Regions from separate parts of the Homo sapiens genome. Here regions 2 and 3 are each linked to region 1. A link is a contact called in ENCODE Hi-C or POLR2A ChIA-PET data. All regions are on one chromosome and are shown on one strand. The core of a region is the stretch at or near the end of the contact, and the rest is flanking DNA. Distances in the headings are between cores, read along the strand shown.

Region 1 (5,073 bases), core at 1,352-3,851:
CACTCTGGGAGGCCGAGGTGGGAGTACTGCTTGAGCTCAGCGGTTCAAAACAGCCTAGTCAACAAAGGGAGACTCCGTCTCTACAAAATAGAAAATTAGCAAGGTATAATGGTGTGCACCTGTAGTCTCAGCTACTGGGGAGGCTGAGGCAGGACGATCGCTTGAGCCCAGGAGTTCAAGGTTGCAGTGAGCCATGATCACAACACTGCACTCTAGCCTGGGTGACAGAGCAAGACCTTGTCTCAAATGTAAAAACAAGAAACTAAAACCTATGGATATAATTTACAAATGTAATGGTTCTGGATTTAATTGGGTAATCTAAAACACCAGGAAGAGAAAAAAAATTTTGTTTCCTAAATATAACTGTTGTGGCTTCATATTTTTAAAAAACCCTACAATGTCAACTGTCTGGATGAACAGATGTTATTCTATTACAGTAGATAAAAATGAAACATAGTGTTTTATAGTATCCATTCTTATCTACACTAATAAGTAAATGGATTGTAAATGATCCAAAAGAAATACTTGTTGTTAATCCTAGATTAAATTTATAAGGGGAAGATATCCTAAATCAAAAGATAAAAAGAAAAATATTTTAAGTTTAGTCCAAGTGAGATGTTACAAGTTGCCTTGTCATTGCTTTGAGATAACAGTAAAGTCTAGAAATCATTGAGAGGTGTAAGTGGTAGAAAGGAATGGAAAAACTAAAATCCTGCAACAATAAAATTTAGAAATCTAGTTTTCTTTCCTTTATATTCTTCTGTGTCCTCTAGAAAGGAACATTATAAAAATAGCTACTCCTTACCAAGCTAGATGCTTTACATACATTATTTCCAATCTTCAATAACCTGTGGAGTAGATATTAATACCATCATTTTATACATGACTACATGGAAGCTGTGAAATATTAAATGACTTATCTAAGGTTGCATAGCCAGTAAGTGGCAGAACCACCTCTAAAATTTCAACTCTAAAGTTTCTGGTCCAAAGAAGAAAGCTCAGACAAAACGGAGAAATCAGAAACAAGAGAACCAATAAAATGAAAATAGCATTATGTCAATTTGCACAAAGAAGCAGTAAGGTTGCCTTGAGAAAAAATATTAAGAATTCTAGTGACTGATAAATTCTAGAATTCCATTTTATAATGTCTAACAGTAGTGAAATAATTAACCCAAATAACTTCTAAACTGTATATAAACAATAATTAAAGACTACCTTCACTAATCTGATACATATATTCTTCACAGACTTACCACTACAGAAGACTGATTAAAAGCTTCCCTATGATTCTACAATTTCAAATGATCTCTTTTCATCTTTCTTATTAAGGTAGCTAGTTATTGCAGTAGGGGTTAAGGGCAAAGGCCCTGGAGAAAGACAAGACTGGATAAAATCCCAACCTGTTAGCTATATAACTGTGGGCAAGTTACTTAACCTCTCTAAACCTCACTTTCTTTACCTGTAAAATAGGGTTATATCTGACTCACACCAGAGTTATTATAATGAGCAAATGAGATAATGTGTATAAAGCATTCTATTATACATAGTACCTGGTACATAGTAAGGGTCCAATAAATTTGTTACAGTGATATATATTTGGAGACTTCTGTTTTATTGGGATATTTTATATTAAATATAACTTCACTCTTTGTTACTAATGCTACTACTGGACATTACGGTTAAAGTCTCAACATTTCTTTATTAACTGTGGGGTTGTAACACAATGTGCAAAGAAAAGAAAGGTATTACAATTCCATTCAAAGAGCATACCTTTTCAGTGTCAGGACAATATACCAACAGAATTTCTAACAAAACCGAGGTTTTACAAGACAAAGAGAAGAACTTTAGCTCTTTGAAATTCACTAATTCTTTTGCATGAAATGTGAAAGCACATTAAAATGTAAGGGAAAGTATAACATTGTAACATGTTATTGCTACATAATGATCAGCAAAAGTCAATTTCATCATTCACCACTGAGGGGAGCTATAACCTAGGAGAGGTTTATATATAGAATGCCAAGGTTATTTTAAAACTTTCCCATACCTTACAATATTCATTTCATCAACTCTCTTATTAAAATATATTTTAAATAAATTTGACAAGCATACCCCAATTCTCTTTTGGAGACTTTAGAAATAATAAGGTGGCTCATTATAACTATGTAATCATAAAGACGGGGGATCCTTATCCCTCTTCCTTTTTTCTCCATAGAGCATTTATGTAACCTACTATATATATTTAGCATACATTATGTATTTATTTTATCTAACATACTAAATCTTTCATACAGTAATTTTTATCCTCTCTCTCACACACACACATATGAGTGTAAACTACACAGCGATGAGATTTGTTAACTTGTTATCTGGTTTTTTTTGTTTTGTTTTGTTTGAGACAGGGTTTCACTTAGTCATCCAGGCTGGAGTGCAGTGTCACGATCACAGCTCACTGCAGCCTTGACCTTCTGGGCTCAAGCAATCCTCCCACCTCAGCCTCCTGAACAGTCAGGACCACAAGCATATGCCACCACGTCCAGTTAATTTTTTTTATTTTTTTGTAGACTGAGTCTCCTTTGTGTTGCCCAGGCTGGTCTTGAATCATATGTTTTATACACCACCATTTCCAATGCCTAGAACAGTATCTAGCACATAATACACGCTCAATGAATACTTAAGTGCTGAATGAATGAATACTGAATCATCTATTTAAAAGGTTAAAAATCTCTCATTAGATTATGTCAAGTAAAGCAAACTGCTAATACTTGAAAAATGCAACGTCTACTTATATCAAATTTTGGTTTAAAGAAAATGTCTAAGAACATTTCTTTCTTCCTTTCTTTTCTCTCTTTTTTTTTTTTTTCTTTTTGAGACAGAGTCTTGCTCTGTCGCTCAGGCTGGAGTGCAGTAGCACGATCTTGGCTCACTGCAACCTCTGCCTCCCAGGTTTAAGTGATTTTTCAGCCTCAGCCTCCTGAGTAGCTGGGATTACAGTCATGCACCACCATACCTGGCTAATTTTTGTATTTTTAGTAGAGACGCTGTTTCACCATGTTGGCCAGAATGGTCTCCAACTCCTGACCTCAAGTGATCCACCCGCCTTGGCCTCCCAAAGTGCTGGGATTACAGGTGTGAGAGACTATGCCCAGCCTAAGAATATTTAATCCCACAGATGGTAATACAGACAAATCTCATGAGATTGGCTTATGCAAGTTCAATAAAGTTGATCAGAAGAGCTCCTACTGTAACAGCATATGGATCCTTCACATGCTGTTTTACTGCCTCTAGGGTCTACTTTTCAAATTTTCTTCTGTATAGTTGATGGATGTTACTCACGTTATTCTTCTCTCTCTCTTTTTTTTTTTTTTTTTTTTTTTTTTTTTTTTTTTGAGATGGAGTCTTGCTGTATCACCTAGGTTGGAGTGCAGTGGCGCGATCTCGGCTCACTGCAACCTCCATCTCCCTGGTTCAAGCAATTCTCCTGCCTCAGTCTCCCGAGTAGCTGGGATTACAGGCGCACGCCACCAAGCCCAACTAATTGTTTTGTATTTTTAGTAAAGATGGGGTTTCACCATGTTGGCCAGACTGGGCTCGAACTCCCGACCTCAGGCAATCTGCCTGCCTTGGCCTCTCAAAGTGCTGGGATTACAGGTATTTTTCTCTTAAAAAGAATAATCCTTACAGGATTTATAACAGTTCACAGAGTTTAACTATACCATTCATTCACTCACTCCTTCAATAAATATTTATTGAGAAGCTACTACCCCAAAGGTAGTATGGTTTGAAAAAAAAATTGTGGTAGATACAGAGATGAATGAAATAAAACTTTTCCCTCGTTAAATCTACTTATGCAAGTAGGGGTCCTGTACACATCTCAGAAAACTGGCCTAGATTTTCCAGAGCAGGTAAAAAGAGTTAATACACCTAGACAGAGAAAAAAAAATTATTCTCAAATCTCACTATACAGGAGTTGATATTGGCAGAAAGAAATTAATGTCCTCCTGAAAACTGAAGAGGGAGATCTACCCCATTCTCGTCTATCTTCCAGGTGAGAATATAGCACTTCCTTTGTTTTGTTTGTCTCGTTTCGGTTTAATTACATAAACTCATCCTTTTGATATAGTTCATAATTTATGACAGTTGCCCTAATTTAGAGTATATAAATTAGTGTATTCTCTTGAGTTAATGTATTTCAAATGCTTTGGTCATAACATGTACATCTGTGCTCTTTCCCATGCATTAAGAATATAGCAATTTCACAATCCTTCTGAAATCTCATAACTTCATAATATGAAAGTAAATCTATAATGGACCTGATCTCACTACCAAACTTCTCAGCTCTTTAGTCCTAAACATGGCCCAGTTACTGCCAGGGAATAAACAAAAAATTCCTTTTGTCACTGAGATACATACCAAAGTCAGGCATAGAAAGGAAGAATATTACACAAAGCATGTGATAAGCCTGTTATAAAGACATTTTAGAACTTTAACAATTATCACGATGAACAGTCATGATGATGATGGCAATGGTAAAAGCTAATATTCACTGAAAATTATTTAATCTTCAAGCAACCCTATAATTGTATGACTGAGAATTTAAGAAATTTCCCAGTGATCACAGAGCTTGTAAGTAGAAGAGACAGGACTTGAAATCAGGTTTACCTGACTCCTGTCATCTGTATTATTTTCATTAGATTTCTGTGAATCTAATATATTAATAAATGTTTGGAGAGAAGGAATGTTAACATATTTTCCATTTCATCCTATGTCCACTCCCTTATTTGACAGATTTTCCAAGAATTCCAAGCCTACATTATTAATCACTATATTTGGATGGGCTGTCTTCTTTAATTCCCAGTAAATGAACATTTATTGAATACCTACTATATGCCTTCTAGTCACTTGGGATTCCACAACATGTAAATTAACTTAAGATGATTATTAAGGTACCAATCTAGGATCTCTCAACCCAAATAAACAGTTAAAGCCCCGCCCTTCCTTCCTTCCTTCTCTTTCTCTCCTTCTCTCTTTCTTCCTCCCTCCCTCCCTCCCTTCCTCCTTTCCCCCTTCCTCCCT
Region 2 (5,073 bases), core at 499-2,998, 580 kb after region 1:
TGGGAAGTGACCGCCCTGCCCTGCCCTGCCGGTCCTCCCTCCGGGTCAGCTGTCAGATCCGCATGGGTGCGACTATAAGCCGGCACCGGAGCCCCGGGACTGGCTCGGCCAGGGTCCCCGCCTTTTCACTCCCAGTCCCGGCCCTGTCGGCCACCTCGTTTACCACCTCCAGAGGCACAAATAATTATACCGGAAGAATTTGTTTTAACAAGTAGAATTCTATATTCACCAACTGGCTTCGCTATCGGATATTACGGTAGGGTTCCAACAAGAGAAGGGCAAAAGAATATAGTTTAATTGTTCTAAACAATCTTTCTGAGAAGTTGGGGTGGCTGAGGCGGCCACGGGGATACAGCTCAGGCACCTGTGAGCTAAGCCCACTCTACAAACTAACCACCCCTACGTTTTGGGCAGAAGAGCGCCGCCTCGCCAACCCAGGTTATAAATGTACATATTTTTAAAGATGAGCTTTGACGCTGTGACACTTGTGGGGAGTCTCCCGACGGCTCCTCTACTTGATGGGGGTACAGGGAGTTCTGCGGCTCCCCAGCCCCGAGTTTCAAATACCGTGGCCTGGAAATTAACCGGGTGACTCGGTTTATTGCCTCCAGAAGGGTCCGCCTGCCGTGCTGGAGTAGCCGCCAGTCCCGCGCCCGCAGCCCCGGCAGGGCCCCCCACGCCCACCTTCCCACGAGGGGTGTCTCGTAGAGTCCGGCTTCAGGCGCTCCCTGGCCTGGCAGCACCCACCCCACCCCGCCCCACCCCACCCCCACGACTCGGGCTAGCAGCCTGGTTAATCATTCAACGCAAACAGTGTGGAATATTTTTTTTAAAAGGTCAAAGCGAAAGGTTTTCCCTAAGTTTGGCAGAAACCAGTTTTGGGGGAGCCGGAGACAGAAGTGGCAGAGGTTGGGGGTGGGGGGTGGGGAGCGGCTGCCGGCGGCTCTTTGGCTCACAAAACACCTGATCTCCCCATGCGGCACGGGAGGCCGGCGCAGTGCGAGGGTGGGGTGCGGGGGTGCGAGCGAGGAATCACGCGCGCCCCCCTCCCCGAAATGCCCGCGCGCCCCGGATGAGGAGGCCCGGCCCCAGATGCCCCTTGCCAAAGCCCGCATCGCCCCGGCGCCGGATCCCCCGGAAGTTGGGGTGCAGCGAGGAGGGGGAAGGTCCCCGGGCTCCAGGGCGAGGTGGGCACGGAATGGGTTGGGAGGTTCCAAAGCCCCGCAGCGGGCGGTGTCCCTCTCCTCTCCCTCTGGGCTGAGGTTGGGTGGCTGGGACGGCGGGAAGGTAAGGGAGGCTTAAATGCGGCAGGAGCCACCTAGGGACGGCTTCCTCCACCGGGGCGCGGGTACGAAGCCGGAACCGGCGAGGAACCGGGCGGGGGTAGCAGGGTGTCCGGAAGGTGGGGCCGGGAAGCAGGGAGGCGGAAGGGGACTGGTAGAGGGGCCTGGCGGTGAGAGGGCAGCGGGGAGGGAGCCGGCGGGGGTGCTCGGCGCCCGGGCCCTACCTTGTCCGGGAGCAGCTCCAGCTCGGCGGGGCGGGGGCAAGGGCGGGAGATCGCGGCCACATCCACGTCCCGGCCGCTCCGCGCGGCTCAGCCCGGCGACCGCCGCAGCTCACGCTCCATGCGCGGCGCCCCGGACGGGCGGCCCGGCGGTGTCGGCGGCAGGGACTGCTCCGGCTTGGCTCTGCTAGCCTCCGGCACTTGTTGCCGCTGCTGCCGCTGCCGCTGCGCCTCACTCCAGGCTCCGGTTCCAGGCGCAGCAGCCGCCGCGGGCGCCCGGCCCCGCCCCTCCCCTGCCCGCCCGCCAATGGGGCCCGGCCCCGCCCCTCACGTCACCGCCCGACGGCCCCGCCCCGCGCCCCAAGTTTTGGGAGGGTTCCGCTCTCCCCACCCGGTACCAGGACCCACCCGGGCCCGCGCTCCCTGCGGCTTCCAGGGACCCTCCAGCCCCCACGCACCCTCCTGCAAAGCCGAGGGTTAAGCTGGGGAAAGGGGGCCTCTAGGAAGGCGACCCCCCTGGAAATGCCTGGCAGCTCCAAAAACACTAATGAAACTCAGCTCCAGCCTCCGCCCCTCCAGTTGTGGGTGGCCCCTCTTGCGGTTCGTCTGAGGCTAGGGGACTAGGCGCATCGCCTAGCGAGACTCCAGTGGCCTTTTCTGTCCAGTTTGTAACCGGAACTAGACCGACCCCGGCCGCCCCCTCCAGTGCTGGGGCGGGTGAGGAATGGCCCCGCCGGGGAGGCGGGGGAGGGAGGCCTGGGCCACCCTGGGGTCTGACCTTTGCTCCACCTCTTAGGTGCTCACGACCCAGAGTGGTGCCCTGCTTGGTACTGCCACTGGATCCTCTGGCTTATGAAGCCGTCCAGGACAGGAAGGGTGGGGGGTGGTCCTTAGTTCTCTTCGTGGGGTCATGCAGAGTGGTTTCCTCGAGGTCCCACGCCCGTCTCAGGAAGCCAGAAACGCAAGATGCCGGGCGCTCGGCCCGAACCCGTGCCGCGGCCCAAGGGGCAAGGCGGATACCGAGGCAAGGCCTAAAGGGCCGGACTCTGACCGCACCCTCCGGACACTGCAGGGCTCCGCCGGCCAGAGGCGGCCTTGGCGCCAACCACACCTAGCAGCGGGGTCCCCGGGCCCACCGATGCGCCCTCCTAGCCCCGCGCTCCTTCGAGGGGTTCCAAGGTGACTCAGAGACGCAGCTGACACAATTCTGAGGCCCCCAGGTAAGCCTGGCGATACCGGATGGAGAAGTTACCTGGTCTTGAAAGGCCCAGTCCAGCCAGCGAGACCCGCGTGCGCTCCGCGGGGAGGCAAGCCTAACCAGGGGCTCACCTGGAAGCGTCCCCGCCCCCTGGTCCTTATCTCTGAATCGAAACCGAACCTGGACCCATCTAGATAATTGGACTGAGCAATTAAGGACGCTTCGCTCCTAACTGTTAGCATTTTTTCCTAAGGCTCTCGGAGGCGGAATCAGCTGGAAAGGAACATTGCTAAGTAGGAATTTCAGGCACCTGTGAACTGAGCCCACTCAATAATCGGCCCTTTCCCTTAACCAAACTCAGCAAAGGAAGAAAGACCAAGTTGCTGCGGATGCACAGAGCCACGTGGGTGCGGGTCCTCTAGAAACAGGAATTCAGAGTCAGTAGATATGGAAATGTTATGGTTTGCAGTCTTCGGACCATGCTGCTTTCATGCTGTTCACATGATTCTCCTCGGACTGCGAGGTAAAGTCCAAGAAACAAGTCGAATGTTTGTATTTTCATAGAAAAAACATCTGTAAGGGTGCACACCGACTGTTAACCACGGTTACGCGGGGAGGGGAAACAAGGGAGTTACATTTTTTTACTCCCTTGACTTTGGATTTTGTATTTTTCCAGTTGTATTTACTTTCATAATTTAGAAAGCTAATAAAACATGTTTAAAGAAACAGAAGCTAGAAATTCTCTAAGAACTCTAGGAAGTAGAGGCCGGGCGCGGTGGCTCACGCCTGTAATCCCAGCACTTTGGGAGGCCGAGGCGGGTGGATCACAAGGTCAGGAGTTCGAGACCTGTCTGGCCAACATGGTGAAACCCTGTTTCTACTAAAAATACAAAAATTAATGGTGACATGTACCTGTAATCCCAGCCACTTGGGAGGCTGAGGCAGGACAATCGCCGAACTCAGGGAGGCGGAGGTTGCAGTAAGCCGAAATCGTGCCACTGTACTCCAGCCTGGGTGACAGAGTGAGACTCTGTCTCAAAAAAAAAAAAAGAACTCTAGGGAGTATAAATTAATAAATGAAGTCTATGTCTTCATTCTGTATCAAAATAATATTGAGTCCATGTTCCTGGGTTTAAATAAAGATATCTCTAGGCTGCTGTCTGATATTTAAATGCAGTGTTGAGACAAAGCGGACATCTAAGGAAGATTTTCTGTGCCATCAGATTGGTATATTGTTTCCATGCATATGTGTCTTCCCTTTAAATGCACTCCCTGTAGCCACAGACATGCTTGCAAGAACGGCCAGCCAAGGAGTTTATAGTAAAGGAGCTGCTACAATGTCAGCTGGCAACCAACTAGGAAATTAAGCTTGTGTCCCTCGCTGCCCAAGGCTGCCCAGGCCATGAAATTTAAAAATAAGGGTATTCTTAGGCCAGGCACGGTGGCTCATGCCTGTAATCCCAGTACCTTGGGAGGCCAAGGTGGGCGGATCACTTGAGGTCAGGAGTTCAAGACCACCCTGGCCAACATGGTAAAACCCCGTCTCTACAAAAAATACAAAAAAATTAGCCAGGTGTGGTGGTGGACACCTGTAGTCCCAGCTACTTGGCAGGCTGAGGCAGGAGAATTGCTTGAACTCGGGAGGTGGAGGTTGCACTGAGCCGAGATCGTGCCACTGCACTCCAGCCTGGGCGACAGAGCAAGACTCCGTCTCAAATAAATAAGGGCATTTTCTCCATGGTGGCTTTAACACAGTTGGGAGTATATCTACAATAGTTACCTTGTGTCTTTTGGGGAGTAACTCAATGCTAGATTCCACATCGCTTGGCTATAGTCCCTACTGTTAGGTTGGGACCCAGGTCCATCATCAGTAGGCAGAGATGTGTTATTCACTTATTCAACAAAAATGTACTGGCCATCCTCTAGATGCAGCACAGGACTAGGCGCTGGAGTGGTGAACATGGCAAACACACTCCCTGCTTGGAGCTCACAGTCTAGCTGGAGAGAGGGGCTTAACAATTAAATGCACTATTAATTAATTACAATTGTGATATGGGCCACAGGGAGTGCAAGGTGGTGAGATCATCTGGGGAGTCCATGAGGAGTTCCTGGCTGGTTCAGACTATAAAGGAAGAAGTGGTTGAGGAGGAAGTTAGAGAGGCAGGCAGGGGTTAGATCACGCAGGGCCAGTACACCACATTACAGAGTTTGGACTTTATCCTGAGACATTTGAAACAAGAGTCATACACTCAATTTTGCATTTTGAAGTAGATCACTCTGACTGCAGTGTGAAGAAGGAATAGGGAAAGGGGAAGAATGGAATGGAGGGACAGTTAGGAGGCTGTTGCTATAATGTGAGAGGGGCCATTTG
Region 3 (5,073 bases), core at 1,482-3,981, 560 kb after region 1:
TTGGAGACTTCCATAATAAAATAAATGAAGACATTTGCCATCATCAGGATACCCAACAACTTTATTCTTCGACGTCCAACACTCATTTCTCATATCTGGAATAAAGGGGTGGAGTATTGTATCAATTACTTATCAATTTGCATTTGCACATACAATTTATTTTACCTGTCTCCCCAGGAATAGTGGTTTACAGCAAAGACTCTACACTTGCACTGCCTAGGTTCAAATCTTGGCCCTTCCTTTCTAGCTTTGTGATCATGGGCAAGTGGGATAGTCCCTGTCTCAACTTCTCCATATATAAAATGGGAATCAAGCCCACTTCAAAGGATGGTTGTGAGTATATGATGTTATATGGAAAGCTTTTAAAATAGCGCGTGGCTCACAGCAAGCACTATGTAAGTGACTGTTTGAGACATGCTGAAGCTAGAAATACCTATTACTAAATAACCTCAGGAGAGTTCAACTTCCTTGCTTACAATGGCACATACAGTGCTTGGCAAACCGATTTGCCTAAATTATAACAAATACATTTTTATACTGTGTTTAGTATACACATACATACACAAAACTCTATTTACATGTGTGACGCATTGTGTGCAGTTCCATGTCATTCACTCTCAAGTTCTCTTCTATTTCATTTGAAAAACTTTGAGATTTTAAAATGTAGAAACAGGGACTGGTTACGTTGCTCAGGCTGGGCTCAAACTCCCAACCTAAGGTGATCCTCCCACCTCAGCCTCCCAAAGTGCTGGGATTATAGGCATGTCTGACCCTATCTCTCTCTCTTTTTTTTAATGTTAGTCCCAACCCTGAGTTATTTTCCAACCTACCATTTTACAGATAAGGAAACCAAAGCAGAGAGATTAAGACACTTGCCCAAGGTTGCAGGGCTAGGAAGCAGGAGACAGGAACCACAGAGCATCTCAGACAGAGAAAATGAAAGCAGACTCAGGACAGCTTTATCCCAATAGCCAAGAACTGGCAACAGCCCAATATCAACAGAACAGATGATCAAACTGTGGCATCTGCATACAATGGTATATCCCCTCGGCAATAGAAAGGGAAACTATTGTGGATGAAACATTACAACATTACATTGTGAATGAAGGCCAGACCCAAATTTTCATTTATATTAACTTCAAGAACAGGCAAAATGAATTTAGGTTCTAGAAATCTGAAAGTGATGGAGGTGGTGGGCTTAGAGAAGGATAGGAAGGAACTTCCTGGGGTACAGAAATGTACCATGTAGGTCTTGATCCTGATGAAGGCTCCACGGATGTATGCATATGTCAAACCTGAAGTGTATATTTAAGATCTCTATTGTTTGTAGCAAAAAGGGAAATACAAATGATATTTTAGTGAAATATCAAAAGATTTCAGGCTGTGGGCAATGGAAGAATAAAGAATGAGTAATGAGATGGTTTGCTGGGGATATCCAAGGTTCTAACACTATTGACATGGATGACCTATACAAGAATGAACATTTAAACCAAGGTGACATTAAAAGATAGCCCAAAAAAGTGGGATGGCAATGTTCTATAAAGAGCTGAAGATTTTCTTATCAGGTTAATTCAACTGGGAATTTATCCTTAGGTACTATTACTCATTCCCATTTTATACCTGAGGAGGTACACATTTAAAGAAGGGCAGACTGGAATACCAGCCAAGGCAAACAGATTCCAAGTCTGTACCATGCCAAAAGGTAGCTACACTTCTCCAATCCCTAAAAGAAAGCTTTGCAACTATTTTAATCTAGTATTTGCTTTTTGAAAGGAGAGGATTTTTAAGTTCACTGGATTCTAACAAACGGTAAAGTAGAAAAATATTTGTCATGCTGAGAATGCTGTAAAACTATTACATATTAGAGAGCCCAGATGAGATCAACAGGAATTCACAAGCTATTGTGTGTCTGTAAAGATCTGCCTAGTAGACCTTTATCTGGTTGCTTGTATTTACTACTGCTGAAACCACCTTTGCAAAGATTATGGACAGTAAGAAATCTAGCATGGCTGACTCCATCTTGCGTCTACCCTCACAGGCTAGCTGTCTCCACTCATTCCTGGGCATAGGCCAAGCTAACCACGGGAGAAATTTAGTTTACAGTTTAACTTCGAAGCAAAGATGGTAACAGTCCCTCCATAAAACTGATCCCTTCCTTGTTCAGGGGGCTGAGGCTAATGAAAGGTCACAAGATTAGGATTGAGAGGGGCCTGAATTCTGCTAAAATGTAAGCACAGTTTTTATAATCCCGTATTGCTCAGAAGTCATGTGGCCAGAGGCCACAAGATCTTTGACTTCCCCAAGTGCTCCTGTAGTTAACACCACTATTATAGAAACTAAGATTGGTCTTCTGAATGTTTCTCAGACTTACCCCACCCAGACTAGAGACTCATGACTCCCCCCAACCCCTGCAGACTCAGCACATGGCTTTGATTGCATCCACAGCCAATCAGCAGCACCCACTCCCTGGTCCCCTGCCCACAAAACTACTCTTGAAAAACCTAACCTCATACCTTTGGAGACTTCCGTGATAACTCCAGTTATTTCTCAAATACTTCTCAAAAAGAAAAGGTTCTCTCTAACTTGGGACAATTCTCCTAATGCTAAAGTGAGCCCTTGACCCAGTACTGCTGTCTCTAGGTCTCAGGCCCTTCCTAGTCTGGAAGGAAGGGCAACAGGAAATGTGTGATGGTGAAAAACTACAATGAAGAAAAAGATTTGCAAAGGGGCCAGGCAGAGTGACTCACGCCTGTAAACCCAGCACTTTGCTTTGGTAGGCCGAGGTGGGCAGATCACTTGAGGCCAGGAGTTTGAGACCAGCCTGGCCAACACAGCAAAACCCTGCCTCTACTAAAAATACAAAAAAGGCATGGTGGTGCACTCCTGTAGTCCAAGCTACTTGGGAGGCTGAGGTTGCAGTGAGCTGAGATCGTGCCACTGCACTCCAGCCTGGGTGACAGAGCAAAACTACTCAGGAAAAAACAGCACATACTATGAACAGCTTAATACCCGGCAAAAATTTAACTCAGTAAAGGGATTTAAACATTAATAGACCTTTACCAAAATTTCTGGAGTAAAAGAGGACAGCTTAGGGAAGAAAAAAGGGAAGCACAGTACTTTACATAGGAGGCTGTGAACTTCCAGAGCTAATTCTCCTAGGAAAGATACAGAGTGAATAACATGTAAAAATGACTCCAGATAATTTAACAAGTTTATACATCTAGATTATGGGAGAGGCCATGAATAACTGGAATCCAGCCATAACCACTTGAAGCCTCTATCACGGAAAACACCAATCCTTCTTTTGAGGATGCTTTGAGGAATAAGCTTGCTGACCCCTGGCAAGATTTCCAACTTCATCTGCTACAATTCAGCCTTTTATTTCCTCAATCAAGGCCACGTCAAGGTACAGTTCTCACATCACCTTGGCTCAAGACACAGGGACTAATGAATGGCCTTCCCGGGAACACCACCCTCAACTTTCATTTAAGTGCTCAAGGCCTCCAGCCCGCAGGGCATTTTCCTGCTCATTTCTCATTGCACGGGATGCCACTTTACCAGGAGAAAATGGAAGCTCAGAGGGGACTGATGATTTGCCTGAATATTATGGAAGAGTTACGTGACAAGGCTTAGACAAGACCACCTTCTGGCTCCCAATCCAGGACTCTCTGGATCTCTTTTTTCTATGAGGCTCAACCACATTCTAGTTACCTGGACCAGGTCAACAGTGAAGTCCCACAGGCTGATTATGGCACGGGATCATGGTACATTGATAGTTAAAGAGGCTCCAAAGAAAGAGAAATGGGGGCACCTACAAGCTCCCAGCCCCACCTCAGGAAACAGATCAGCCTTTCTTGTAAAAGACTTCAGATTCCCAAAGGCTCAATTTGAGGCAACTCTTCCCATTACTTGCTAAAGGGTATTTCTTTCAAGCCAATCTGAAGAGGAAGGTGGAGAAAACAAGATTCTCAACTGCACATTTCCATCAAGGTTAAATGTCATCGTGCACTTGTGACCTGGGCACAGTGTCTTGCATGAGAACTCGGCTTCTAGTAGGCTCTTAGAACAAAGCCAAGTTCATGGAAAGGAGGATAAAGCAGTGACCCCCATAAAAATATCTGTGGGAAAAAGCTCTCTAAATATCTGACTAAACATTCCCATCGCAGACAGAAAACCCAATTCCAATGTCCTTTCTTCAGCAGGAAGTTACATTGCGTAAGAAGAATTTAAGAAAACTCACCCCAAAGCTGGGGGAAGATGTTATAAACTCTCGCTGTGAAACACAGACTTTCTGTTGTAACAGAAATAAGAGAAAACCCCATATACAAACACAAAGCAACCTTAGCTTTTTACCTTGTCCCCAACAGGGACAGAACAGTTTTGAAACTTCAGTTGGTTTTGTTTAATGAAATGAAAATATTTAGAAAGACAGTATAACAGAGAAAACCTTAGCTGAAAAATGGCTTACAAAACAGTAGACATGATGCTGAAACTATGTGACAATCTAGATAAAATACTACACAAAAACAAAGTGGGTTTATTCAGGGTGGTGGGATGAGAGGGTGTTTTCACATCCTTTAACGCTGCCCAAAGGTCTGCCCTGTAAGCAGCCTCTTCCGCCGCACGCTGGGGACCGGGATACAGCACACAGCCCCATGCGGGGTTCCCTGTTCCACAGCCCACCCCCAGCCTGTGTCAGCATCGCCGTATTCGACCCCTACAGTGCTGCATAGAGGCTGTCACAACACCCATCCCTATTACCTGCACACCTTCCCTTGTGCCTGTGCCACGTCCTAAGGGCTCCTACATGTAATAGTGAAACATGAACACACCTGCCTTAACAAATATGTACCAAGCACCAGCAATCCTTTGAGGCAGATACTCTAAATTCCCACTGCTTATTTCGCTGAGGCACAGGGTAGGGGGCACGGGGTGGGTGGACAAGTGACTGAACTTGTCCAATGTCACACAGCTGGTAAATGGTAGAGCCAGGACTCAAACCCAGGCAATGATAGCTCCAGAGTGCGAGTTTTCAACCATCACACAATCACGGAAGCAAACGCTGCTGCGTAT

The links. A loop is a pair of places that touch in the nucleus more often than their neighbours do. ChIA-PET counts read pairs that join two places held with the same protein, here RNA polymerase II (POLR2A). Pooled maps may share reads with other maps.
Region 2: a pooled map shows a loop between it and region 1 (3-fold over the local background). The contact joins the promoter of B3GNT2 here to the enhancer-like site in region 1. A Hi-C loop is called at or near these places in 1 of 168 maps with a recorded cell type or tissue (vagina) and 8 of 50 pooled maps. POLR2A ChIA-PET finds 5 or more read pairs at or near these places in 1 of 52 experiments (A549).
Region 3: a map with no recorded cell type shows a loop between it and region 1 (2.7-fold over the local background). The contact joins two enhancer-like sites. A Hi-C loop is called at or near these places in 2 of 37 single-sample maps with no recorded cell type.

Annotation. Positions count from the first base shown.
Region 1 is chr2:62,772,164-62,777,236 of GRCh38, reverse strand. The region is part of intron 5 of EHBP1 (EH domain binding protein 1); the gene reads right to left. Among named protein-coding and RNA genes, the nearest start is that of EHBP1, 69 kb to the right of the region's middle. Within about 2 kb of position 2,601, at least 4 of the 41 ENCODE cell types and tissues checked have a DNase peak (open chromatin) inside an H3K27ac peak, as active enhancers do.
Region 2 is chr2:62,192,790-62,197,862 of GRCh38, reverse strand. It overlaps B3GNT2 (UDP-GlcNAc:betaGal beta-1,3-N-acetylglucosaminyltransferase 2), which reads right to left and starts at 1,748. Exons shown (of 2, transcript NM_006577.6): 1 at 1,508-1,748. LOC124906013 (a long non-coding RNA gene) reads left to right here and starts at 1,850. Exons shown (of 2, transcript XR_007086336.1): 1 at 1,850-2,724; 2 at 2,956-3,874. RefSeq lists enhancers at 353-462, 1,443-2,049, 2,656-3,263 and silencers at 873-1,222, 1,403-1,842, 2,133-2,362.
Region 3 is chr2:62,217,234-62,222,306 of GRCh38, reverse strand. It overlaps B3GNT2 (UDP-GlcNAc:betaGal beta-1,3-N-acetylglucosaminyltransferase 2), which reads right to left. Exons shown (of 2, transcript NM_006577.6): 2 at 1-95. The coding sequence starts at 86. Among named protein-coding and RNA genes, the nearest start is that of MIR5192, 14 kb to the right of the region's middle. RefSeq lists an enhancer at 4,164-4,663. Within about 2 kb of position 2,731, at least 2 of the 41 ENCODE cell types and tissues checked have a DNase peak (open chromatin) inside an H3K27ac peak, as active enhancers do.